Linked DNA regions of Homo sapiens: region 1 is linked to region 2. Evidence: chromatin loops called from intact Hi-C (ENCODE). Cell type or tissue: heart left ventricle. All regions are shown on one strand. Each heading gives the region's core, and the rest is flanking DNA. Links, peaks and the distances in the headings are about the cores only.

What was found. Hi-C counts contacts between places; a loop is a spot of excess contacts. Peaks named below come from ENCODE experiments on the same cell type or tissue, not always from the same donor. Only the 100,000 strongest peaks of a DNase experiment are listed, where the experiment ranks them.
Region 1: it touches region 2 in a loop (2.1-fold over the local background); 25 of 110 quality-filtered maps call a loop at or near these places.

What each region holds. Positions count from the first base shown.
Region 1 is chr12:128,271,088-128,281,055 of GRCh38, reverse strand. All of the region lies in intron 1 of TMEM132C (transmembrane protein 132C), which reads right to left. Among named protein-coding and RNA genes, the nearest start is that of TMEM132C, 8.9 kb to the right of the region's middle. In heart left ventricle, for the core only: no CTCF peak of the experiment used is centred there; no DNase peak of the experiment used is centred there; H3K27me3 peaks cover 928 bases.
Region 2 is chr12:128,382,196-128,394,495 of GRCh38, reverse strand. All of the region lies in intron 1 of TMEM132C (transmembrane protein 132C), which reads right to left. Among named protein-coding and RNA genes, the nearest start is that of MIR3612, 94 kb to the right of the region's middle. RefSeq lists enhancers at 9,672-10,642, 10,643-11,614. In heart left ventricle, for the core only: a CTCF peak has its summit at 6,506 (motif pointing right); a DNase peak (open chromatin) is centred at 6,545; H3K27ac peaks cover 469 bases; H3K27me3 peaks cover 4,762 bases.

The DNA of each region.
Region 1 (9,968 bases), core at 1,969-9,968, 110 kb after region 2:
ACTCTTCTATGTTCCTGTGACCTGTGTTGATCACAGTCTCAAAGCTGGAGATGTAGGAATATGTATCGTTCTTTTTCTGGTCTCAAATGTGGGTAACAACACCCACATTTTTCTCTGCATCCCACTTCTAGCCCATATGAACTCCTCCCACAGCTCCCTGGCCTGGATAATTAGAGCACATTGTTTTCTATTGACTGGGTTGAATGGTTCAGAAACTGGCATATGAAACAAACAGAGCCAATGAAACACAGTATGACTTTTGCTGGGATTATTGAGAGAGAGATATTTGACCCCTCAAGCATGTAAACTTGGAACTTCCAAGAGCCACAAATTAGAACCTAATAAGGAAGCCAACAGTATAACAGGCCGAGTAAATCACTTTTTAAACAAATTCTAATGTTATAATTGAATACCCAGATCAAGTCACATCTGATGCCTCATTATAATATCTTTCCATCCACTCAAAAGATACCTTATACTCATTAGTAGTCCGTCCCCATTATTCTAGTGATTACGCTATTAAGTTAACTGAATTTAAGCATGTTTTCCTTATATAAGGATATTAGGATGCTTTTCACTATTTATGATAGAATTCTGGTCTGTGTTTGAAGTTTAGTCCTTTAATGTAGTCAGTTTTGAGAATCTCTTGTCTACAAGGAAGGAGCCCCTCCTATATCTCACCTGAAAGTAAGAGGCAGATGGATACAAGGGAGGGTAGGACAACTCAGAAATAAAGTCGGCGACTTGAAAATGTTGCCCCTGGCCAGCATGTGAATTTGTGTATCACACTCCTCTTCTGAGCACTCTCACCTCAAATTGACGGGGGCACTTCCCTGGAGCGACTGACGGAGAGAAGAGATGAAGACAGGCTCCATTCTCAGCTAGAGACCTTTAATAAAATGGTGGCCTTCAGAGATTTCTGGCATATAAAACTTACCTCCCCATTTTCATGTATGTAGCAGGCAGCATGAATCTTGGGCTATCAAGATTCAAGAGACTGGCTCAGAATGAAGGACAGATAATATGAGAAGCCGAAGACAGACTGAAGTCATTTATTCACTTGTCCGTTCATTCATTTATCAAGCATTCGGGGCCTCACCAGAGTACCAGAGGTACTAGAGCCATCAGCAAAATAGATAAATACAACCATGAAACAATAGGCTGAAATTTCTGTTCTCATGGAGCTTTAATTCTAGGGAATGGGAAGACAGTTAAATAAGTCAAAGTTATAGTTTATCAGGAGGTGATAAGTGCAAAGAGAAAGGACAAAATAGGGACAGGGCACAGAAAGGGCAGGAATGGAGAACAACAGACAATGTGCATAGGGAGACTTCCATGAGGAGGTGCCCTTGGCACACAGATCTGAGAAGCTGAAAGTGCGTCATGAGGGTATCTAGAAGTTACCCCACAGTAGGCATGTGCAAAGGCCCTGCGGTGGGAGCCTATCTGGGGTGGTGAGCCCAGCAAGCAGGCCCATGGGACTGGAGCAGAGTGTGGGGTTGAAAATGAGGTCAGAAGGATGCTACGGGGTCAGAGATTACAGAGCGCCTTGTAGATCACCGCACAGACTGTGGTATTACCTCTGAATGTGATGGGAGACACTAGAGAATTTGGGGCAGAGGACATGATCTGACCACTAGTCAAGAAGGGCTTAAACATGCAGCTGGTGTTTGCTGAGGATGGTGGACATTTAGATCTTCCCGTCGGGCTAATGAACAAAGTAAGGAAGCACTGTCTCTAGAGGATTAGCAGTGATTTAATAATAATAAAAAAAATGACAGCACCAATTCTGTCTCTGAAGTATATTCCTTTTATGTGGCCAGTTCTGGGAATCCATTATCTTCAAGGAATGGAGATAATGAGTGTGCTTGGAGAATAGACAGGTGAGATATGTGAGAGAGAAAACAAAATTCCCTTTGCCTGGGACTAGATCTTCCAGGACCCTCTATTACTCAGGGTTCTCCTGGGAAATAGAACCAATAGAGTGAGTATATAAGGAGAGAAACTTATTTTAAGGTATTGGCTCATGCAATTATGGAGTCTGGCAAGTCCAAAATCTGTAGGGTGGGCTGGCAGGCTGGAGACCCAAGGAAGACCTAATGTTGCAGTTCACGTCCAAATGCTGTCGACTGGCAGAATTCCTTCTTGTCTTCTAGGGGTGGTCAGCCTTTTGATCTCTGCAGGCCTTCAACTCATTGGATGAGGCTACCCACATTATGCAGAGTAACCTGTTTTATCAAAATCCACCAATTTGTTAATCTCACCCAAACACACACACACACACACACACACACACACACACACATACACGTATAGAATCAAGTCTGCACAAATATCTGGGAACCGTGGCCCACACAAGTTAAGACAAAAACTTAGTCATCATGGACACCCTGACCACCGGGGTTTAGTAAAAAGCTGATGTTTGTAGGCTTCTTGCCTCTGTGAATGGTAGAGGGGACCCCTTCCCACCCAGAACTAACAGGCAACCACACAGTCAAACCACTGCCAGCTGTCACCTCCATGGCATCGGTGCCGCAGGGAGACAGGCTGGGGTCAAGGGCCAGGACATGGCCAGGGAGACAACTGACCAGGAGAAGGCAGTGAGAGATCCCAGCTAGGAAACGTCATTTAGTTAATAGGATATGAACACGACAGATGAAAACACTGAGTTTGAAGGCAAATGAGAAAAGTCTGCTCTCTCAGTCAATTCATTGCTTACAATTAAACAGTGGAAAATAAAGAAAATGGTAACCCGGGGCTGTGTCGTGACCCAAAAGGTTTACAAAAATTGAAGATAAGAACCTATTGCCATTTAGGAGGCAGGAAAGAGGGAACAAAGCCGGAGCAGAACAAATGCCCCGAAACATAGACTTCCCCTGAGATTTTTGTTCTCCTAAATCAGGATGCCAGAGGGGCAAGCCTTTTAGGGTCACCGTATACAGCTGCGGCATGAGAAACTGGCAGGCTTTAGCAACTCAGCCCAGGGATCCCACAGTCCTGGGGGTGAGCACCTGAGGTTGAAAGTAAGGTCTCCTTATCTGCAAGAGGAGGTCAGTGATAGAAGATGCTACTATTGCAGTGCCCATCTCTTATTGGAGGGATGTTGGATGGCTGGATATCAATGAGAGAAGAATGAATGAAGGTCAAGACAAGCAGAAAAGAGGAAAAGCCACCCAGAGGTAGAGATGTGATGAGAGATAAAGAAGGCCACCTTCCTAATTTGAGATGTCCTGGACTTTGTTGTTTGTGCATAGGCAGGAGAAACGAGCTGACCTCCCATGTGGGCTGCCCCCACAATGTGGAGCACACCCGTGAGAAGTGGCCATCCAGTGGCTTTTGATTCCCTTCATTTTGCTCATTTGGTTGATGAATAGGGTTTTGCCTGCTGGGCAGTCATTCCCCATCTTCTGAAACAGCTCCACCTGTGTTTGGGCATCATCACACCTTCTATCTTAGTGGTGTGGGTGGAAGTGACCTCACCCCCAGGCTCCCAGAATTCCTGTGCCCAAGATCTGCATCATCAGAAAACCCCATTCCCTTAAGTCCGCAGTAAGTGGGCGAAAGGCTGTAGTGAGTGCCAAAAATCTGCCCCTGCAACTTTTTCTACAACCGTGTGAGAAGTCACTTTCTTTTAGTTGAGTATGCTGTGTGGACAGAATATAAGCCTGGAGGTGCTGTTGATAATGATGGCCTCTCCAAAATGAAGACAGCAAAGAGGACAGAGCAGCCAAGAGATTGGGAGAAACAGAAACTGTCCAATGACATCACTTGACCCCTGGATCCAGCTGTGCCTGAAGTCTATCTGGACTTTGCAGTTACTGAACAAATTATTTTTTTCCTTCTTTTGACTTTGGTATGGTTTGCTTAAGCTGGGAGTTTTGGCATTTGTAACTAGAGGAATCGTGAATAAGAAACTGAATAATTTGGTGCATATTCAAAAAACATTTCCATCAAACAGGGAAAACTGCTTCAGTGTGTCAAACCCAACCTCATTGTTTCCAGTGGAGACAAAAATCACATTTTCAGGAATACCTTGTTTAGGGCATAAGTAAGAGCTTTTTCTTTTTTGTTTGTTTGTTTTGTCTTAAAATCATCACTAAGCTGTAACTCAATGATAAGACCAGAAACTAGCCTAGAATTGTGTGTGTGTGTGTGTGTGTGCATGCACGCACATGCATGCACACATGTGTGTGTTGAGGCAGGAGGCAGTTTTCTTCAAGTTCCTTTATTTTGGGAATATAAGAATCCCTTGTTGCCTCAAAGACTTGCTAGTAGAATACCGCGTGCCAAAGTGGCCAGCATTTGATCCACATTTCTACAGCATCTGGGTCCGCAGAGACAGTGAGGAAACACAGCAAAAGTAAACATAATTATGGGGCCAGAGGGACCAATTGAGCAAGAAGGATGAAAAAAGTCAACTGCAGAGTTGGGAGAAAAAATTAACCTAAGAGAGAAATGGGGCCTGCTCTGGATGGTTTTCATGACTCTGAGAACTCAGAAGGAGAAGGGAAGCTTAAGATCGTGTCAAGAATATCCTAACACTAAGCCAGATGGAATTATGCCTAAGCTGTAGTTAAGCATGAAGTGGTCAAGGGATGTCTCAGAATATAAACCTTTGGCTCTCTGTTTAGGTCTACAATAAACAAACACCTCACACTTGACCAGTTTTCCTATTCCCCGATATTGTTGAATGCACAGTTCTGTTTTCTTTGCTTTGTGTTTTAAATTATTCTCAGTTATTTTTAAAAAATATCTATGTAAGGTTTCCATTGTATTGTACTGTGGATTCTTCTTCTCCATGGCTTTAATAATACAAATAATGATGGCCCTGATTTATTGAACTTTACTATATGCCAAGTCTTACCGCATGCAATAGTTTGCATGGCCTCAAAAGCGAATGTCCACTTAGAACCTGTGAATATGTCCTTGCTTAAGAAAAAAATCTCTTTTCAGATGTCATTAAGGATCTTGAAATGAGATCATCCTGGATTACAGTGGGTTATAAATCCAATGACCGGTATCCTTATAAGACAGACAGGTAAGGATCATTTAGAATGGGAGGCCATGTGAAGACGGAGGCAAAGATTGCTGTGATGCTGCCACAAGCCAAGAGCACCAGGAGCCAAGAGAAGCTGGAAAAGGCAAGGAAGGATCCTCCCCTGGGGGCTCAGCACAGTGCATGGCCCTGACAACATATGATTTTGGACTTTTGGCCCCAGAATTGTGAGAGGACCAATTTTTGTTACATTAAGCTTCCATGTTTGTTACAACTGCCCTTGGAAATTCATAAAGCGTGCTAAGTATCTCTAGTCCACTTTTGCATTAAATATTGTCAACCATCCTATAAAATAGATATTATCCCTTCTTAGCACAGTGGTCCCCAACCTTTTTGGCAAAAGGGACCAGTTTTGTGGAAGACAATTTTACATCGGACCAGGGGGTGGGGGGATTGTTTCAGCATCATTCAAGCACATTACATTTATTGTGCATTTTATCTCTATTATTATTACACTGTACTATATAATAAAATATTATATAACTCACCATAATGTAGATTCAGTGGGAGCCCTAAGCTTGTCTTCCTGCAACTAGACCATCCCATCTTGGGGGCTAGTGGTGGACAGTGACAGATCATCAGGCATTAGATTCTCATAAGGAGCATGCAACCTAGGCCCCTCGCATGCACAGTTCATGATAGGATTCTAGCTTCTATGAGAATCTAATGCTACCGCTGATCTTACAGGAGGCAGAGCTCAGGCAGTAATGTGAGGGATGGGGAGCAGCTATAAATTCAGAGGAAGCATTGCTCGCTTATCCATCACTCACCTCCTGCTCTGCAGCCTAGTTCCTAATAGGCCACGGACCAGTACCAAACCATGACCAGAGGGTTGGGGAACCCTGACTTATAAAACAAAACTGAGGCTCAGAAAAGCTGTCCTTTATTTTTTCACTACATACACTAGGTCTTAGGGCCAGTGGAATGAACATTGGTTGATTTTTCATCCAGCATCCATCACACCTTCTTTTAGTAACAGCTCTTCAGTTTTTCTCTGGGAGGAAAATCCTTTCCCCTTGGATACAAAATGATGGAACTATTAATGAGGCTGTCTTATACCTTTCTAGATAGAGATGGGCCTACACAATCTGTGTGCATCCCTGAGAGTTAGAATCACCTGAAGAGCTTTTAAACAGTAAAACTGATCAGCCCTGCCTCCACACCCACCCCTACTCCATCCCTACCAAAGAGCCTGATTCCATTGGTTTGGGATAAGGCCTGGGGATTGGTATTTTCAAAATTCCCCAGGTGAAAAGTTTAGCCAAGGTATAGGCTTCTTTCACCCTGGAATCTAAAACATGAGCACTGAGACAAAAATAAGTAAAATGGTTCCTGTTTTCCAACTGCGGTACCCTAAAGAAGCCAGACAATTATAGCTACAGGAACCCAGCACCTGGCAGCTTCCTGCTCATAGGAAACCTCGTCCTTTAGCTTTCTCTGGAGTCAAGAGCTTCCAATCTCTTATAACTTAGTAATAAGCAATTAAGGTATTAAGATGTTTCTGTTGCTAACAACCAAAGACTTCTGACCAATTCATCCAGGAACTGGTGGAACAGAAGCTCAAACTTAAGCTGTTGTTTCTATGATACTGAACCTTCCTAATTAGTCCATAAGTGATAACTCACCATGTTGCTGGCAAGATGAAGGGTATTGAGAGAAGAAAGAAAAAAATGTTATACATAGAAAAGACATGGTCTTCTATATTAAGTCTTTGGGTTACTTTAGGATTCCAGCCATATGCAAGTGTAAACTCAACATTCCTAACACATTATTAAGAACATCCTTAATCAGGAAGAAAAAATGCGTACACATTGTGGAAGACAAGAAATCAGTCTCTCTGGGAGAATAACTGGAATCCATTGTCTTGGAAATTTTGCTGATTTAGACTCCAGATGGGTTGTATTTCACATTTGCTTTCTCCTTGAATGCAGCAACTTCTAAGTTCCTAAAGGCATATAAAACAAGGGAGCTCAGTGCACAGGTAGGAGAATAACATCTTGAAGAGAAACTGGTTTTAAGAACATCAGAAGTACCCATTTAGAAACAAAAGCAACACCATTAATACAATTTTTATTCTTCTTTAATAGACATAAAGATAATTTTTAAATGACAATTCTCCCAGTCACACCTAGGGTACGTGAGTGCATGTACTTGAAAACATAGTAGAGGAAAACAGTGTAAGGAATATACTGTTGTAAATTTCTTATATAGCATACAAAGCACCGTAACATAATTTGAATGCAAGTAATGATTAATTAAAATTGTATTTTGTAAGCCATAGAGCAATGACTAAAATTTAAAAAGAAGTATAAATAATAAGCCAATAGTGGAGATAAAATGGAACCATAGAAAATACTCAATATAAAAGCTGGTAGGGAAAGAAGAATAAAGAGCAGATGGAACATAAATAAAACAATGAGCAAAATAGTAGATCTTAATACAAATAGATGAATAATTACATTAAATATAAGTGGTCTAAACATTACACTTAAAAGACAGAGATTATCAGATTGGATAAACAAGTGAAACCCAACTATATGCTGCCTATAAACAACCAACATTACATATAGAGACATAAGTTAAAAGTAAAAAGATGAAAAAGATATTACCATAAAAATACCAATCAAAAGAAAGCTGAGGTGGCTATATTAATATCAGATAAAATAGATTTTAGAACAAGAAATATTTCTAAGAATAAAGAAAGGCATTACATAAAGGTGGATTGATTGAACAACAACAAAAAAATCCTAAGTATGTACCTAAGACAGTGTTCAAAATACATGAAACGAAAGCTGTCAGAGCTAAAATAAAAAACAGACAAAACCATAACATAGTTGGAGACCTCAATACTCTTCTCTCAATAAGTGACAGAACAAACAGATCAGTAGGAATATAGAAGACCTGAACAACACTATACACATTTAGGGAATCATTGTGGCCTTGGGTAAGGCACAGCTTCCTTAGATGTGACACCAAAAAACCAATAACTAAAAGAAAATATTAATAAACTAAACATCATTAAAATGTAACACCTCTGCTCTTCCAAAGACACATACTCAGAGAAACTATCTTAAAACACTTATCTGACAAAGGACTTGCATTCAGAATATATAAAGCACTCTCAAAAATCGTAACAGGAAAATAATCAATAAAAAATGGGTACAATATTTGAAAAAGATATTTCACCAAAGACAATATAAGGACAGCAATTAAGCACAAGAAATATTATTCAACATTATTAGTCATGAGGGCAAAAATTAAAACCTCAAAGAAATGCCTATTATACACCTATCAGAATGACTAAACAAAATCAAAACAAAATGGATAATATCAAATGCTGCTGAAGATACAAACCAACTATTAGACATGGCTGATGGGGATGCAAACTGCTAAAACTATGTTTAAAAAGAGTTTGCAGTATTTTATGAAGTTATATATACAGTCTGCATACAACCTAGCAATCCCAATCCTAGCTAGTTACTCAGGAGAAATGAAAATATATGTTTGCATGAAGATTGTTGGTGAATATTTATAGCAACATTTTTCATAATTACCCAAAACTTGCATAATTTTAAGGTCTTTTCAGTATGAAATAAACTGTGGTGCGTTCATTCAATGGAATGCCATTCAGCATTGAAAAGGAACAAACTATTGATACATAGGTGACTATCAAATGCATCCTGCTAAGTAGAAGAAAGCAGATCCAAAAGCTGCATACTGCATGATCCTGTTTTTATGACATTTTGAAAAAGGTAAAACTCTAGAGACAAATAACTAATCAGTGGTTGCCAGGACTGGAGGTAGAGGAAGGAGGGGGCTACAAAGGCAAATAGAAATTTTGGAGAGTAATGGGCACGTTCTATACCGCAATCCTAGTGATGTTTACGTGACTGTGTGCATTTGTCGAAACTTAGAACTATACACTCAAAGAGGTGAATTTTATTGTGTGCAAATTACACTTTAATAAGCCTGGCTTTTAAACAAAGTAGATGGCTGTAAAAATGTTCTATCGATCAGATGTTCCATTTATTCCATTAATTCAGTAATACTTTCCTTCACTTCAATTAATATACCAAAGACACATTTTTATTAACCTTGCTTTTTATGACTATGGATGTATGAAATATCTAATACATCCAAAGGCTTTGTTTTAACCTCTGCTCATGGAGGTGTTAACTACTAATATAATTGAGAGTGCTGAGCTCTTCTCTGCATGACTGTAGCCACCCTGGTGATTAAGCTAACTGTGAACAGTGAGATGAACGAAGAAGAGGTTGAAGCAAAACTCAACTGCTTAAGGGAAGGGTCAGGCGAGTGAGCAGAGGAAGAGAGGACCTGAATAAACACATTCTCCAGAGGAGGACACCCCTGCTCAGCTTTGGCACAAGGTAGCCATAAAAGAAATTACACCCAAGATTGGCAGACTCTCGACACTTTTGAGAGAAGTTGGAAATCCTAATTTGCTTTTCATAATGAAGGAGAAAACTTATTTGATCATCTCAGTAGATGCAAAAGAGCATTTGATAAAATTCTATATGCAACTTCTAGCAAACTAGAAATAAAATCTTTTTTATAATGGACAGATAAAATGTATATACAGTTACAGAGTACAATATGATGATTTGATATATGTACACATTGTGGAAATCCTAATTTTTTTATGTGAATGATCCCATTTCTCTTCATTTCATTTTATTATTATTATTATTATTATTATTATTATTATTATTATATTATTATTATTTTGAGACCAAGTCTTACTCTGTCACCCAGGCTGGAGTGCAGTGGCATGATCTTGGCTCACTGCAACCTCCAACTCCCAGATTCAAGCAATTCTCATGCCTCAGTCTCCCGAGTAGCTGGGATTAGAGGCCCCCGCCACCACGCCCAGCTAATTTTTGTATTTTTAGTA
Region 2 (12,300 bases), core at 2,547-10,546:
TCTGGCAACCCCCTTTTTGTGCCTAGCCATGTTATTAAAAGTCCTTACAAAAGTTTGTTCCCTTTCCTGCCTGTAAAGAAGCCCAGAGAGTACCCAGCAGAGGATGCTGTTGGCTTCCCAGGATCAGTTTTCTTCTTGTGTCTGGAATCCGTATGTTCTTGGGGAATGCCATATGGCTGTCTGATGTGGTTTGGCTGTGTCTCCACCCAAATTTCATCTTGAATTTCCATATGTTGTTGGGGGGACCTGGCGGGAGATAATTGAAGCATGGGGGTAGGTCTTTCCTGTGGTGTTCTCATGGTAGTAAGTCTCATGAGATCTGATGGTTTTTAAAAGTGGAGTTTCCTTGCACAAGCTCTCTTCTTTTGTCTGCCGCCATGTAAGACACGCCTTTCACCTTCCCCCACGATTGTGAGGCCTCCCCAGCCTCATGGAACTGTGAGTGCCTTAAACTGCTTTCTTTTGTAAATTACCCAGTCTTGGGTGTGCCTTTATCAGCAGTGTGAAAACGGACTAATACACCGTCTTTAAAGAAGTGTGTATCTCAGCCTCGCATGCACTTAAAGATGGCTGTGTGCCAATATCCAGGCCGGGAGCTACAAAAGGGAGTTGTTGGGTGGAGCTTCAAGGATAGCACCTTAAAAGGAGCACGGCTGAGTCATCATCAGGTACCTTTGCCCATTCGCCCTTTCTTTTTTGCCTGATTGCAATGCTGATCTGATGCTGGAGATGGAGCAGCCTTTTTGTGACCATGAGGCAAGAAGCTCATGCTGAGGATAACTGAATGGAATAACAGCAGGAACTGGGTCCCCCTTGGCACCTCGAAGCATCATGCCAGCCTAGGCTGCCAAACACAAAACTCCTTTCCTTCAGCCCAGCATCTAGCAACCCCTTCCTGTCACAGAAGAAAGCTAAGAGATGTTGGACGCACATATATTTATGTTAATATATGCCAAACACTGAAATTGGAATATAACCTCCTGCCAAACACGGTGCTATCAAAGACAAAATTGATTCTGCAGCAAAATAAACAAGGGCTGTTAATTCATGAGCTTGTGGTGGTGAAGCCTGTTGTCTGTCATTTCCTTTCAGCAAGGATTCAAGAGTTCTAGGAAGGAGAGTCTATTTTATAGAGTAAAAGAGGAAATCCTGAGACGTGTCTGACTGGCAAGGGTCCCATGAAGTTGGGAATTCTGAAAGTGGGGAGAGACTTTCCAATTGGTCTTCATGTACATTTGACGGCCCTGGATTAGCTGCAAGTGAGCAAGGGGGGCAATTTCAGGATATTTCAAAAGAGGAAGATTGTTCAGTGTTATAGGTTGACTGTGGATCGTCATTTCCTAGAACAAGTAGGGGTCAATAAAGCACTATTTTAAAGCAATGATGCTTAGGACAAGTTGCATGCCATGATAGGCATCTCTCAGGACTTTTTGTTCTGCAAGAAAAATATCCCAACTTTGTTTGAACCACCCATTTTTAGGTTTCTGTAACTAGCAGATTCGCACTGTTTGTGCACCTTGATACATCTATGCCTCAGGTTAGAGACCATCATGCAGCTTTTAGCTAGAGAAACGTATCAATCAAGCTTCTCCAACCCACGGCCTGCAGGCCGCAGGTGGCCCAGGATGGCTTTGAATGCAGCCCAAGACAAATTTGTAAACATTTTAAAAACATTAAGACATGTTTTTGTGATTTTTTTTTTTTTTTTTAGCTCATCAGCTATCATTAGTGTTAGTGTATTTTATGTGTGGCCCAAGACAATTCTTCTTCTTCCAGTGTGGCCCAGGGAAGCCAAAAGATTGGATACCCCTGAAATAATATCCTTTTGTATAAGAAAGTTTGAATATCACCTGTTTGCCTGTCTTTGCTACCCCACCTCCTCCAGGAAGTCTTCTTTGATACCCTTGGCCAACACTGGCCCTTCCTTCTCCCTGTGTCTCCTCCCCATCCTTCACCTGGACTACACACTTTGCTCCTTCATGACGTTCTGGGGTCAGGCTCTCTCACACTCAAATCTTATTTGAGAAACTGGAATAGAAGCTCTTTCAAACCACACTGTGCTCCTCCATGACGTTCTGGGGTCAGGCTCTCTCACACTCAAATGTTATTTGAGAAACTGGAATATAAGCTCTTTCAAACCAGGCAGGCAGTTGAGAAGGAGGAATATGCTTTTGCATCAGGCACGATGAAGGTGCAGTTCCTCACTTGTAAACTCGGCTGCCTGGGCAAGTGGCTCCACCGGTTCAAGCCTTTCTTGATGAATGAAGTGGCAGTGACAACCCACCTCCCCCCAGGAGCTGCTGCAGAGGCTTATTGAAATCCCCACCAGGGTATCTCAAAGCACGGAGCTCCCTGTCTCCATAGAGAAAAGGGTCTGTGTTGCATCCACACATCTCTGAGAGAGAGAGAGAGAGAGAGAGAGAGAGAGAGAAAGAGAGAGAGACAGAGACAGAGAGAGCAGAGGGTGGGGGAGACTGCAAATTTTAATTAGAGGTTCAGGTCATAGATATCAGTGGATAGTAGGTATTTTATGACAAGAGGCAAAATTGAGGATGCTATGTAAGTATTTATGTAACCATTTAAAATGAAACCATTAAAAAATATAAAGACTATTCTTAGTTCGAAGGCCATATAAAAGCAGACGGCAGGGGTTTGGCCCAAGGGTTCTAGTTTGCCAGACCCCTGGTCTAAAGTCTGTGTGGGGACAAAATGCACAGGCTCTGAAGGTTTGTGAATCCTGTTTCTGCCACTTGGCATCTGTGTGACCTAAAGCAAGGAGGTTCATTCTTCGTGCCTTAGTTTTCCTATCTGTGGAATGGGGACAATGATACTAACAATACCTACCTCCTAAGGCTGGTTCATGATGGATAGTTCATAAGGATGAACTATGTCAATGCATATAAAACAATTAAAACAGAATCCAATATGCAGAAAGTGTTCGTTAAATGCTAACTAGGATGGTTCCCTCACCGTGTCTAGCACACAGACCAGGGCTACTTAATCTTTTGCTGGGCTCTGGGGTCCTCGGGGAAAGCTGATGGATATTGAAGGTACCTTTCCTGAGGGGAATACATGTGCCCACTTAACATACACGTGCAAAGGAGGGAGTCAGGGACGCCTCTTCCATCCCACCACAGTGAGCCTCTCACATGAGGTCTGCCCTCAACTCCTGCAAAGGATGCTGAGTAAGTTGTCGGAAAAATGATGAGAAAGGGTCTCCTGGCCTTCAGGCCACTCCTCCAAGGCCATCCTGCTGGCCAGCCGCCAGAGTGGAGTTAGGATTTAAGTGTTAGCACCAATCCTACCGTAGTGGTTCTCAAACTGTGGCATACTGTATGGCCACCACTTGGAGGGAGGGTGACTGCAGGAGTCCCTCCATTAGAGTGGCTTGAGAATTTGCATTTCCAAAGAACTTCTCAGGGCAGTTCTGATGTTGCTGGCCCAGGAACCCCACTTTGAGAACCGCAGCGTTAAGGCATCAGCCTCCACTCACTGGAAGCTGATAAAATGCACCAAGAGGACAGCACACAACTCTTCAAATTACAGCTTCAACATAAAAGCCTGGGAAGCTAGAAGATGATCTGATTCTAAAAGCAACCCTGTATCTGCCTGTGTCTAAAAGCAACCATGTATCTTCTCTCCATGGCCACCACTCAGTCCAGGCCACCTGTGCAGATCACCTGGACAGCGCCACAGCCTTTTCTTGGGCTCCCGGCTTCGCTCTTCCCAGGCTGTGACCCATTTCCCCATTCAGCACAGAGGGATCTTTATACATCAGAAATCAGATTCTGTCCCTGTCTGAACTAAAACCCTGTAGACAGAATAATGTCCCCTCTCCTAGAGAGGGCCTCATCCTAATCCGTGGAGCTTGTGCATACGTAAGTTTGCAGGGAGAGGGAGGCGGAGGTGCGGCTACAGGTGGAGGCAGGTGGCCAGTCGGCTGATAGTAAGCCAGGAGGATCATCCAGAGTGACTGGGTGCTCCCCATGTAACCTGGGGTTCTTAGAGGTGGAGGAGGGAGGTGGCAGAGGAGGCTGCAGGGATGCAAAGTGAGCAGGACCCACCCACAGCTGCCAGCTCTGCAGAATAGGGAAGGGGCCAGGAGCCAAGGTACATGGGCACCTCTAGAAGCTGGAAAAAGCAGGGAAACGCATTTGCCTCCGGAGCTGCCAGGAGGAACATAGCCCTGCCAGCACCTTGCTTTCTGCCCGCTGAGGCCCATGGTGGGCTTCTGGCCTCCAGAACTATAAGGTAATCAATTCTTAATATTTTTAAGCCAAGAAAGTTGTGGCGCTCCATTACAGTAGCCCAGAAAACGAATAACCTGCCGGGTGTGGTGGCTCACACCTGTAATCCCAGCGCTTTGGGAGGCTGGAGTGGGAGGATCACTTGAGCCCATGCATTTGAGATCAGCCTGGGCAAAAGAGCAAGACCCCATCTCCGTGAAAAAATTAGCTTGGCATGGTGGGGCATGCCAGTAGCCCAGATACTCAGGAGACTGGGGTGGGAAGATTGCTTGAGCCCAGGAATTCAATGCTTTAGTGAGCTATGATTGCGCCACTGCACGTCAGCATGGGTGACAGAACAAGACCTTGCCACACACAAAACACAATGAAACAATACAAAACAGAAAAGAAAACTTAACCCTTCAGCAGCTTCTCTTTGAATAAAATCTAAGCTTCTTAATGCGGTGAGGGCTGGGCCTTAATTGGCCTGTGTCTACCTGGATTCATCCAATGCCCCCTACTCAGTGTGCCCCTGCCTTTGGCCACATAGACCAGCATGGAATGTTTATGCCAACTCAGAGGCACAGGGCTGGCCATGTCCTCTTCTTGGATGCTCTTCCCCAAATCCTCATGGAGGCTTTTCATGATGCAAGTGCTCCCTCCATGATCAACACATTGGCTGAGCACCTACTATGTGCCAGGCTCTGTTCTGGGTGGCTGTGAATAAAGCAGAGTTCCTGCTAGCATGGTACCTATGTTCTGGTGGGAGAAAACAGAATGCAGGCATGCGGTGTTGGGTGGTGTTGAGCTCTCTGGAGAAAGATGATGTGCTCTGACAGAAGCCTACTTCCTGACCGTCCCAGCGGAAGCAGCTCTCACCCCATCCCTATCTGTCCCCGTCTGTCCCCATCCACCTCCACTGCACTGTCTTCATGGCTCCTCCTGCTATCTCCAAAATGATCTTTGTTTTTTGCTGTTTTCTTTGCTTAGTGTCTCTCTTTTCCTACTAGACTGGGCAGCCCAGGAAAGAGGGACTTTATCTTGTTTGTCCCCAGTGCCCAGATCAGTATCTGGAATTTGGGCGTGCTTACTAAGTATGGAATGAATGAATGAATGAATGAAGTAGGAACAAAGTAAAGGAGTTAGCACCGCTTGGAGCTCAGGCTGCCAACCCCCTGGGTACCCCGGACTCATTTCTGCATCTCGCCAGGGTCTCTGGTCTTTGTCTCTCCCAGGGGGACTCTTGCAGGGTGTGAAGGTAGCCACAGAGTCTGGCAAAATACAAACTGTCACGGTCTTCTGTTGCCCGCACAGACTTCTTTTGGAGCAGCCTCCTGTGAATTCAGTATCTGGTATGTGTTTAGCCAGCTGCCACTGTTTTCCTCAAGCTACGTGTGAAACCAACACTCTGTTAAGAAGTGGAAACAAGATCCTCCCCGTTATTGCATCAAAACTAGGGCAACCGAAATAAACAACACAAAATCAGCGCCCGGAAGTGGAGGGAAGGAGTGAAGCCAGCCGGCGTCAGCTGCACAGAGCACACGGCCCAAGCCTCCTTGGAGGATGATTGTACCTCTTTGGGGTGGCCCCCACAGCAAGGTGATGGCAGGGCCTGCGGGGCCCTCTCTCACCCGGAACACATGCTCCCAGCCCAGTGCTGGTCCAAGCTGGTCAGAGGCTGCGGAGCTCAGACTCAGCGACACCTTCTCCAGGGAAGCAGTCTCAAACTCTAGGCCCAGGGGGCCTCACTGGCCCTCAGACAGTTTATTGCACACACAGCAGTTAAAAGAATGACAGAGAGGCAGGGAGAGAGGGAAGAGAGAAGAGACAAGGGGAAGAAGAGAGGGAGGGAAGATGCCACTTCTTTAAAATTAGAGACAGCACATAAAAACTGAGATTCTTAGTTTCTTTAGAAAAGTTAAGATTTGGGGCAACAGCAGGCTGGATTCGCTGCCTGGCAGCCATCGGCTGGAGTCAGGGAGGGGCCGTCCCTTGGGTCTTCGGATCACCAGAGGCCCCACCTGGCCGCCCTGGCATTCCAGCCCTGCCTGGCCCTGTATTCTCTGGGTTGGCCACGCCAGCCCAAGAAAAGCCTCTTCCTCTCTCCACACTGACACCACGGATCCCAGAAGAGGAAGCCACTGGCCCAGACGCTTTTCCTGGGCTCGGGCTCTTGGAAGTGGAGGGATCCCCTGGGTGAAATAGAAGCCCTGGCCTCTTGGGACTAAGTCAGACCCATACAGGAACCTGCCGGCCAAGGAGCCAGTGGACATTTCTAAGCTCTGCCACCAGAGGGCGGGGAAGGGCACAGGTGACGGCCGGGCACGGCTGCCCAGGAGCAAGCTGGGTCTGGGGTTCCTGGAGCCAGGCAGGGCGACTCCCGCCTGCACGGGCAGCTGGCCTGCACAAACACCCACGTCTCCACACACAAAAATTGCCTCCGTGATTTTTGTCTTTCTTTTTAGACAGATTCTCACTCTGTTGCCCAGGCTGGAGTGCAATGGTGTGATCTCTGCACTGCAACCTCTGCCTCCTGGGTTCAAGTGATTCTCCTGCCTCGGCCTCCACAGTAGCTGAGATTACAGGCCCCCACCACCATGCCCAGCTAATTTTTGTATTTTTAGCAGAGACGGGGTTTCATCGTGTCAGCCAGGCTGGTCTTGAACTCCTGACCTCGTGATCCACCCGCCTCGGCCTCCCAAAGTGCTAGGATTACAGGTGTGAGCCACCGTGCCCAGCTGATTTTTGTTTTTCATCATAATGAATTGAGAACAATTTGGTTCCTTAGAATTGCCGGAGGAGTCTACAATGGAACTCAGTTACTCAAAGCCTTGCAGGGCAAAGCACTGGGTGTGCGGTTCCCTCCCAGGCACAGGTTTCCCAAGCCTGGTGCTCCAGGTGGACAGCCAACCAGAGGCATCCACACCTCCTGGTGCAGAAGCCCCAGATCTGGGGCAACCTCCACGCCAGCATCCCTGCTAGAGGTAAGGCTCAGCTCAGGACAGCATGCACACATGCTTACTTGTCCTGCGGGTTCCCGAATTGGGGCTTTGCTGAGAGCTTTGCACAGCACAACCCACTGCATTCCCATTCCCAGTTTTTAGTTTCTTTTTTTTTTTTTTTTTTTTTGAGGCAGAGTCTTGCTCTGTTACCCAGGCTGCAGTACAGTGGTACATTCACGGCTCACTGCAGCCTCGAACTCCTAGGCTCAAGCAATCCTTCTGCTTTAGCTTCCCAAGTAGCAGGGACCACAGATGTGCATCAACCATGTCTGGTTAATTTTTTAATGTATTTTTATTTTTTGTAGAGATGTGGGTCTCACTACGTTGCCCGGGTTGGTCTCAAACTCCTGGCTTCAAGGGATTCTCCCGCCTCAGCCTCCCAAGGTACTGGGATCACAGGTGTGAGCCACCACACTGTTCCCATTTCCAGTTTTATCAATCACATCTTCATTCACTCAACAAATACTGAGCATCTACTACGCATCAGGACCTGATCTAGCAGAGCGAATGTAAAGCAAATGTGTCCCCTTTCTCTGCCTCAATGTCCTCATCTAAAAGATGGGGGATAAGAATGAAACCTACTTCACAGTGTTATCAAGAAGATGGGAGGACTTAACGCCTGTCACACGTGTAGAACAATCCCAGCCCAGAGTGGGTACTGCCACGAGATCCCTGCTGTGGCATTTCTATTTTTATTTCTCTTATTTCCTCACTTATCTCCTTATCCAGCCTTCTTGCCCCTGAGTTAATTCTCCACAACCATGAGACCAGGCAGGGTCTGGGTTTGTGGAAGGAGGGATGAGGATTTGGGGAAGCCCAACGGAAAGGGAAAATGTGGAGGGAAGTTTCTGCAGGGACAGCCACCTCTGTGCCTGTGCCCCTGGAGGGGGAAAATCAGGGTGTCTCCCCTGTGGTTCAAAGGCAAGCGTTGGCCCTTCCATCAGTCTAGAAAATAGAGGGTTAAATGTTGGCGAAAGAGAGAAACGGTGCCACTTTCAGAGGCCCACCTGTCAGGTCTGCTGGATGGGTCATAAATGAACATTCTGAGAGGGGTACGTGGGCAGGAGCAAATGAATAAAAGGCCACCTCTGATGAAAACACATCTGGCTAAGGAGTGGCTTTCAGAGTTCTGATGGGGAGGCACTTTCTGCCCATAAAATTCCGAATAACACACAGCCTCATTATGCGTGTCTTCTAGGTCTAAGTGTGAGGGGGTCCTACCAGCAACCCCTTTGAGCCAGCGAGAACCAAATACTTCGTGAGGGGCTGTTCCAGGGGCCATAGCCCAGCTCTCTGTGGGAGCACTGTGATCAAGAGGTAGCCTTCACCCCAAGTTCAGAGTAGGCAGCCGGCTTGGGAGATACAAGCCCTGTCCACCAGCAACTCATGGAGCAGACAGCACCCACGTCACTGGTGTATGACTCTCACTTGCGGCTGCGGCAAATCAGAGCCGCAGATCAAATGTCCTTCCCTAGTTATTTTTGATGGGTTGTGTTTTATGCAACAGAGGTTCAGTTAAGGACTTATACCCAAATTGAATTTCTGACATTTCCTCTTTAACTTTTTAACTTCAGAGATGGTTTCTCATTTCCTTACTCCCTGTTCTCCTCCAATGACTTAAAGGATGCTAAAATGGATCTTTAACGTATCCTGTATAAAGCAGAGTCATGATTTTATACATACTGCAGACAAAGCCCACGGGCTCAGGTCTCTTATAGCGGCCCTCACATCAGTTGAAAACGGAAACATTTTAGGGGCAAAAGGAAATGTGATCATCATGTGCCATGTATCAGGCTCTGTGCGAGGACTTGACGTTTATGTCTCGAATCTTTGCAATGATCCTATCAGGCTCTGTGCGAGGACTCGGCGTTTATGTCTCGAATCTTTGCAATGATCCTATCAGGCTCTGTGCGAGGACTCGGCGTTTATGTCTTAAATCTTTACAATGATCCTATCAGGCTCTGTGCGAGGACTCGGCGATTATGTCTCAAATATTTGCAATGATCCTATCAGGCTCTGTGCGAGGACTCGGCGATTATGTCTCAAATATTTGCAATGATCCTATGCAGCAGGTCTCCTTGCCTCCATTCCACAGATGGGAAGAGGGAGGCTGAGACCATAACCAAGTCTCCAGTCACACAGGATTTCAACACAGACCCATGTAAATTCCAAAGCCGAGCTCTTCTCATCACGCTGTTGCCATCCGAATCTGCAAAGGGGTATGACATCCCATAAAGTTCTCGAATATTTTGAGACAAAGGGACGAACACCAAGACAGGAGGCTGGACTTTGACAGACGTGAATGTGAAGATCACAGGTGGCCGTGAAGGCTTTAGGAGCCCGGAGAGGACCACGTCCTGCGTGGCAGAGGCCTTTGCAGGGACTCTATTTACATGGCATTTGGCATGAGGCTCATTATGTCTCAGTGTGCGCATCTTTGAAGGGAGGGTTGGTGGATACTTACTTGAAAGTAGAAGGTAAAGTCCCCTCACTAAGCCAGCCTTTAGTGCCCCACTGTGGGAGGTGGATTTGGAGCGGACAGAATATTCACTCACTGCATGAGGCCTGATGAAGTGGAACAAAAAGTTTCTAGAAATACATGTAAAAATCAGAACTGAACAAGACTGATCCAACCCTCTGACTTCCAGAAGCTTTAGTGGAGCCTAGGAATGGAGTCCCCAACACAGTGGCCTCACCAAAGGCCATAAAAGAGCCATCCGACCCACCATCACGGGCTTGCTTTGCTTTGAATCCTGGAAACTTTGCTGCCAGACCTTGAACATGAAAACAAAGATCCCTCCCCTAAATGGGGTTCTTAAAACCTCTTGACCCTTCTTCATCTGATAGAAACCAAATGGTACAACCCTGCCTGCCGTTGTCATCGAGGCTGGGGATGGCACAACTGCTGGAGGAGCCACCCCTCCAGAGCCCCTGCCCTGGGAGCTCCTACAACCCACGGTTTCTTCTGCAGGGAGGGTGCGCCCCCAGATCTTTTCCCATCCTGTGGCCCATGCTCACCACCTCCCAAACCAGTGACTTATTTGATCCACTTTACTCTCTAAATTGTCTCCTTTGTCTGTCAAGAAGGAGAAGGTCAGACTTCAGCTCCTCTAATGATTGACGACGGGTTGCCCACCTGACTCTTCCCTTGTCCCCTTTTCTGGAACCTGACCACCTCTTTTTGTTTTGTAGGATTTGTTTGTTTGTTTGTTTGGGTTTCTTTGGTGGTAGTGGAGCTGTTTGTTTTTGTTTTGTTTTTAAACTCTGCAGCTTAGCTAAAACGCACCCTTTGGCATTAGCCATAGGGCCACAGTAGGCCAGCTAAACAGATGCAGTTCTCTTAACAGTTTAAAAAGCGTCGTTATGTAGATAATCCATAACTATCCTGATATGGAAGGACTGCTCAGTAAGAGAGTGGCTACACTACGAGGATTCCTGGAAGCAGAGCAGAACTTTGCAAGCCGTTAAGTAAGCAAAATGGCTTAGCCTTTTCCCTCCCTGGGCTTCTGATTCCTTACTGCATTAATGGTGTCTTTATGGGAAAGTACTCGCCTGGAAAAACTCATTCAAGCAAGCTCCAGAAACACCGATGGTCCCCTGCCCTACAAAGACAAGGACTGGGGAAGGGGAAATAGAAACCCCCTGGGGGCGGAGAGAGAAATTCCGTTTGAACTTAGGAATGATAAGATGATTAGGACAACAGGGGGGCTTTGTGTCATTAATCTGACCTGCTTTATCTTGCCCTGAATCCCGGGACACCCAGGGATTCCCAGTCGGATGCCAGAGCCTGAGCACCATGGGAAACGGCTCAAGCATCCGTCCCTGAGGACAGGTCGACTCAGCACGGCTGCGAGCTCCTTAGCACCCGGAGCGTGTTTCCACGTGAAGTTGATTTCACTGCTTGTGGAAGTGAATTGGCCAACGGGCGGTTGGCCATTGCGAAAGCTGAAAATGCATCCACCCCTTGCCCACTTCTAAGTTCCTGCCCTAGAGGAATACACAGACATGCACGTATATACACAGAGCACAAATACACAGACATGTGTATATGCTCATACACACATGTACACAGGGGTGCACATGCGCACACACTGACACACATGCACAGGTGCACACACATACAGGCACACACCTAAACAACTGCATACACACACATGTATACACATGTACACACAGATGCACATGCATACAGACTCATACACATACATACAGATGCTCACGTGCACACACACAGACATGCATACACACAGATACACAGACGCACTCACAGATACATACAGACACAGAGACAGACCTGTACACACACACATACATACACACACACCCACATACACAGATTCACACACACAAATATGCACACATACACAGATACATATATGGTACACACAGCACAAACACACACATACTCAGATACACATACATACTCAGATATACATACCACATAACACTCAGAAACATAGACCAAGAGGATCACTCTTTTATGTGTTTTAGCAGAAAATTAGAATATCTGTTCTTCTGTCAATAGGAGAAAGGTTAAAACATGTATTTATTTATGTAAAAGAATACCACGGAGAGTTGAAAGGAAGACTCTAGAAACAAGAATGGTGACATTCTTATTACTGAATCATTATTATTAAAGCTGGAGGTTGGGTGCATAGGAATAGGATCCTCTCTTTTTATAGATGTTTGAAAATTTCCCATCATAAAAAAACAATAAAAAGAACGACCTAGAGCTGTGCTACCATCCAACACTGAGCCATTAGCCACATGTGGTTATTGATATTAAAATTAACTAAAATTAAAAATTCAGTTCTTTGGTCACACTCGCCATGGTTCAAGTGCTCAGGGGACATTCCCATTATTGCAGAAGTTCTATCAGTCAGCGCTATCTCGATCTTTGATGTCTGGGATCTTAAAAATACCTTGTGTTTTTATCACAAAGGAAATAATATTCCTACAGTGGCAGTCTGTGCAGTACGTCAGTATGATAGCATTTATATAACTTTTTAAAACTCAGGGAAAAAAATGCATTTTTCTGTGAGCACAAAGCTGTATGTACACAATACGTGAAG